Regions from separate parts of the Mus musculus genome. Here region 2 is linked to region 1. The links are chromatin contacts, found by Hi-C in ENCODE. All regions are on one chromosome and are shown on one strand. The core of a region is the stretch at or near the end of the contact, and the rest is flanking DNA. Distances in the headings are between cores, read along the strand shown. Region 1 has its middle 30 kb from the start of Apbb1ip. Region 2 holds the start of Ptgs1 (prostaglandin-endoperoxide synthase 1).

Region 1 (2,923 bases), core at 55-2,554:
AAGAAAGAAAGAAAGAAAGAAAGAAAGAAAGAAAGAAAGAAAGGAAGGAAGAAAGGAAGAAAGAAAGAGAAAGAAGAAAGAAAAGAGAAGAAGAGAATTTCCCTATTTTGATTTGTTGCATATAATTTGAGTGTCTTTTGCATACATGAAAGAAGAAAAGTGATTGAGTAAGCAAAAGTGAGTTGTACTTGAGTTATAAATGAAATTGAGTTGTAAATGAAATTATCAAGGGTTTCCTACTAAGTAGAAGGTGCCTGGGGCAATGCCAAACACGGACCTGTTTTGGTGGGTCTTGTGTGTGTGTGTGTGTGTGGGGGGGGGGGGCGCTCCCAGCTCAGCTCTCCACTCTTCTTCCCGAGGCCTCACGCCCTCTTGTCCTTTCTGACCTCGACCTCGACCTCTGATCAGATATGGCTGAATTTAAGCATATTAGCCAGGGGAGGAAAAGAAATTAACCAGGAATCCACCGCACAGCGCACAGCGCTGTGAGGCAAATGTAGCATACGCTGCTCCAGGCCGGGCCTTTTTTTGGCCCGGGTCTTTCTTGAATCGGGTTGCTTGGCGATGCAGCCCAAAGCGGGTGGTAAACTCCATCTAAGGCTAAATACGGGCCGGAGACCGATATTCAACAAGTACCGTAAGGGAAAGTTGAAAAGAACTTTGAAGAGAGAGTTCAAGAGGGCGTGAAACCTTTAAGAGGTAAACCGGTGGGGTCTGCGCAGTCCTTCCGGAGGATTCAACCTGGTGGCACGCCCGGCGAGCCGGTGGTCCCAGCGGATCTTTCCCACTCCCCGTTCCTCCCGGTCCCTCAACCCTCCCGCCGATCCCCCCACCCCGCATCCCGCAGCCGCTGTCCCCGCTTCCCCGCCTCACTCTCCCCACCCCCAGAGGGGGGAGGGTCTTGGGCGGGGCAGGGGATGGGGCCAGCAAGAAACCTGCGGTTGCCAGGCGCACTTCCCCGAGACCAGCTCTGGCTTTGGACACCTGGGGAAGGCCCGGGTGGAAGGTGGCTGGCGGGGCGCGGGTGGGGTGGGGTGGGGCCGCTTCAGCTGTGGCGCGGAACCACCCCGCCCCTCTCCGCCGCAGCAGCGTTCGCCTAATCCGGGGGCAGAGGAAGCCAGATACCCTAGAAACCCGTCGCCCCGCTTCGCCCCCCCCCCCCCACACTTCAACGGGGTGGGGGGCTGGGCCGCCCCTCCCACGGCAAGACCCCTCTCCCACACACCCCCCCGCCCCCATCGCCTCTCTCCCTCTCACGGGGAGGGGACCTGGTGGCGGGACGGACTGTCCCCAGTGCATACTTGACTGGACCTGACATGTTTTCCTTTTGTATCTGTGCAGGGTTCCCAGACTGCCCTTTGAGAATAAAATGGGAGGCCAGACCAAAGTCTTTTGGATAAAGCACTGGGAGTGACTACACACTAATCCATTTGTTTGGAACGACTGGCAGCCTTCCTTCCCAAGGCATGGGTCATCCCAGCTTGGGAAGACCTCCCTCCCTCCCTCCCTCCCTCCCTCCCTCCCTCCCTCCCGACCCATTTTCACTCTTCCACCATACACTCAATTAAATAAATAAATAAATAAATAAATAAATAAATAAATAAATAAATAAATGAAGTTTCCAGTTATTTATTTGTCTAAGCTACCTAAATTCTCCCTCAACACCTCCCCCTACTCCCCACCCCCACGCAGCCATCTCCTTGTGGGGGTAGGGACCAGCACATCTGTGTCTTTCTCTCTATGAACTACTTGTTTTCCTGTCCACATTGCTCCAGCACTATGTAGCCCTTTGGAAATGGTAATGGAGTTGATAACACACCCTATCAGAAAGGGAAGGCTCCACTCACTCACTCACTCACTCACTCACTCTCACCCAACCCCGCTCTGCTACCTCAAGGATTTCTAAGGCAGAATCTGGCTTTGTATTTCTAATTTTTTGTTTGTTATTGTTTTTGTTTTTGTTTTTTCGAGACAGGGGTTTTTGGGTTTTTTTGAGACAGGGTTTCTCTGTGTAGCTCTGGTTGTCCTGGAACTCACTCTGTAGACCAGTCTGGCCTCAAACTTAAACTCAGAAATCTGCCTGCCCCTGCCTCCCAAGTGCTGAGATTGAAGGTGTGTGACACCACTGCCCGGCTCTAATTTTTTAAAAAACATTATGTATGTATGTATGTATGTATGTATGTATGTATGTATGTATGTATGTATATGTCTTGCCTTGCCTTGCCTTGTGTAGCTCTGGTTGTCCTGGAACTCACTCTGTAGACCATAAAGAAGAAGGAGGAAGAGGAGGAGGAGGAGAAGAGAAAGAAGAAGAAGAAGAAGAAGAAGAAGAAGAAGAAGAAGAAGAAGAAGAAGAAGAAGAAGAAGAAGAAGAAGACCCTCTAACTCATGCAAGGGGAGTGTAGGAAGGACACTACCACCACCCCAACCAAATAGAACCATAAATACTAAAAACAGGAATCAGTTACAACTCGGCCTTAGGATCTCTATGTGGTCACATGGGTTTTGTTTTGTTTGTTTCTGCTTTTCTTTTTTCTGTTTGTTTGTTTTGTTTTGTTTTGTTTTCTTGTCTGTAAATCCACATACATAGTTCCCCACATATTTCCAAACAAATACTTGTTGTGATTCTCATTTCATTTCAAGGATACTCTCTCGATCAGAAGAGCTTTCTTACAATTCTCCGCATGGAAATTGGAGTTACATCCCTGTCATCTGGAGGATAACAAGTGTGTGTGTTAGGAGGCGGGCAAGGAAATGAATTCAGAGGGTGGGTGTTTCTTTCCTGTGTGACCTTGATTCAAAATTGAATCCAAACAAAAGAACACATTAAGAAGAAAATAAAGCAAATGCACAGGTTACCTTGGAGGCCTGCTTAGTGTTGCTCCCTAGTCTAGTTTTTAAAGATATATTTATTTATTTTATG
Region 2 (2,917 bases), core at 231-2,730, about 13 Mb before region 1:
TCAGCCTTGGCTCTACCATCAGCTCACTGTGGGGTCTCCAACAAGTGGCCCCACTTCCTGAGCCTCTCAAAGTTCTGATCTACAAAATGGACTTAACGCATCTGCCTCCCACAAGGCTGCTGTGAGCACCAAAGAAAAGGCACGCACAGCTAATCTTGGTAAACTGCAGTGCTGGATCACAAATGGCTTCCTTTCCAAAAACCCAGACTGTCACCTTTCTAGCACAGGTGTCCCCAGCTCTTTTTCTCACTCAAACCCCATCCTCCAGGAAGCCTGCTGTGATTCTCAGGCCACTCTGTCCTCTGAGTTCCAAGGTCCTGTAGTATCCCTTTCCCCCACTGCCAACCTTTCTTGGCCCCATTTTACAGATGGGCATCCAAATTGTAAAGAGAGGAAGGAAAGGTGGAGGGCAGGGGAAGTATGGGGGGGGCGGGGAGTAAATTATTTTTCTTTCCTAGAACCTGGTTCTGCCCTGAGGGAGAGAAGCGGGACAGAATTGCAGAACTGGCTTCTTTGAACCACTGCAGGTATTGAGAGTGACTGGATTAGGCTGATCCTGAATTCAAACCCTGAGCCCACTATGCATTATGTGACTTGGGGCTGTTATCGCACCTACTGAACCTCAATTTCCTGGTCACTATGTGCCCACTTCCCCATTCCCAGGATAGCTGGTGTCCCCCACCCCCATCCCTGTATCTACCGTTGGGGAGATAGGTTGAGCGTTAAGATAGACTCCCCAAAAGTTAGAGGCCAAAGAAAAGGAACTCAGTGTCCAGCCCGCCTTCCCCTTGGCGTCTGCCGCTTCCTCCCCAAGGAGCCCCCACAGGAAACCGCCGAGTTCTGGGGGGGGGGGGGGGGGGGGGTACAGAGGCTGCTTGGAAAGTCGGACCACATATCAGGTGAGAAGTTAAAGAACCTGTCTCTGCTTCCCCTGCCGACTCGGGATCTCAGTGGGCTGTGTGCCAGAGAGATCCCAGGTAGGCCCTAGCCATTCTCCAGGGACCCCATTCCATAACCTCAACACCCTATTCCCCGGCACCGCGAGCAGAAAGGGGAATCAGGGAGTCCGCCTGGAAGGGAGATGGACCAAGCCCACGGCGCAGGACTTGGAATTTTCACGGGCATCCGGCGGGGGCACCTACCTGGTGAGGGCACCCCAGGATCTGCGAGCAGGACCGAGGGTGTCGGCGGCAGCAGCAGGAGCAGCAGCAGGGGAAACCAGAGCGAGAGACTCCTTCCTGCAGAAGGAAGAGAGAGTTGAGCCTAGCGTTCAAGGCTCCGCCTGCAGGCCACCGAATTCCGGGACGCGTGGGGGCACCACTGGGGTCGGACTCACGACTCATGACTCTGGGAGTGGATGGATGTGCAATGCCAACGGCTGGCTCCTCGGGTGCAACTCCAGCACTGCCCCAGCACTGGCAGGTCCCCTCCCACCCATCTCACGGCTCCACCCCCACTCCTCCCTCCAGTTGTCACCTCTGACAGGCTGACCGCCAACTTCCTCTGCTCCAGCCTTAGCCAAGACGTTTTATTAATTACTGCATGGTGACTGCTCAGACCGTAACTCACGATCCTTGAGGTGCAAGATCTTTTTACAGTGTCAGAAATGCATCCATTTGGGATATAGCAAACTGAGGCTCTCTGAGGATGGGCACGAAGGAGGACAAGGCTTGTAGGCAGAACAAATGGTGGAAGAGGCTGGTTTGAACCATAGCTTGCTTGAAGAAGGATGAGGAGCAAGGAGGTGAGAAGCCATGCAGTCCAGTCCAGCCTGCACACGAGGTCCTGCATGGAAAACACGCTACTGCCACTCCTGCCCGCCAACAGAAGAGCTTCCTTCTCCGTTGAGCAGGCAGAGGCCAGGTCAGACATGAGGAGCTGTAATTTACATTCCTAATACACAGCCTGCCAGTTGGCTCACCTTTAGTCCTTGCTGGTCCTCGGTGTATTTATTTATAAAATGGACATGCAAAACCACCCTAGGCAGTGAGGGATACCCAGGGGGCCCCCACCTACTCAGAGGAGAAGTGTAGGGGGGAAGTGGGGGAAGGATTGTGGGAGGGGGTGGCCAGGAGGGGGCAGTGAGTGGGATGTAAAGTGAATTAAGTAAAAAATTAAAAAACAAAATTTTTAAAAGATACATATAAAGTAGATATCAAAAAATATGTATGGCATAAGGCAATTTTGTTTACTGATAGTTAAAGGTGAGGGGAGTTGTTTTAAAAGAAAATTATAACATTTGTATATTTTAATCCTTACACAAAATAAAATTAATGAGACATTTAAAAAAAACACCATAGAAAAAAATATACAGATCCCATGTGGCAGTGGCTACTCTGTGGTCAGAGAACCTTTTTCAAAGTTGCCCTAACTTAGATTCCAGGGCTAGCCAAATGCCACCCTCCAGCTGAATGGCCACTTGCCAGCCTTATAGGACCTAAGCCTTTGGGTCATTGGCTCCTTTGTACAGTGGGGGAAACTGAGCCTAGAAGGAGCAGAGAATAGGAGCAAAGCCACAGTGTCCTCGTCCTTTTCCTTGCCAGCTCTCTCCCTCAGTTTTCCCAGCACGCCCTCTGCCCACGCCCGCACCCAGAGGCATGGCTTGGTGGAAGGGCCCATTCATCCTTGTGCTGGCTCTCGGGCATCTCTGGGCTCAGGAAAGGAACAGGTAGGAAAGGTGGGGCCTGATGGGGTGCCCCTTTTGCTTCCAAACCAGAGCTGTTCCCATGCTCTACAGGGACAAAAGCCAACTGCTCTAGGGAAACTGAGCAAGCCAGGACAGACCAGGGGAAGAACTGGGGCCCTGGTATACTGAGACCAGCTTCAGTTTCTCCACATCCCCAGATTTAAGACCCCTCTGGTAACCAGCCAGCTGGGCAAGGGGCTGTGGGTCAAGTGATTGTCAGCAAAATAATGA

What was found. A loop is a pair of places that touch in the nucleus more often than their neighbours do.
Region 2: a map of T-helper 17 cell shows a loop between it and region 1 (294-fold over the local background). The contact joins the promoter of Ptgs1 here to the enhancer-like site in region 1. A Hi-C loop is called at or near these places in 5 of 37 maps with a recorded cell type or tissue (T-helper 1 cell, T-helper 17 cell, T-helper 2 cell and 1 more).

What each region holds. Positions count from the first base shown.
Region 1 is chr2:22,742,617-22,745,539 of GRCm38, reverse strand. No RefSeq gene overlaps it. Among named protein-coding and RNA genes, the nearest start is that of Apbb1ip, 30 kb to the left of the region's middle. Within about 2 kb of position 1,304, at least 1 of the 3 ENCODE cell types and tissues checked has a DNase peak (open chromatin) inside an H3K27ac peak, as active enhancers do.
Region 2 is chr2:36,228,989-36,231,905 of GRCm38, reverse strand. Ptgs1 (prostaglandin-endoperoxide synthase 1) reads right to left here and starts at 1,480. Exons shown (of 11, transcript NM_008969.4): 1 at 1,337-1,480; 2 at 1,143-1,238. The coding sequence starts at 1,343.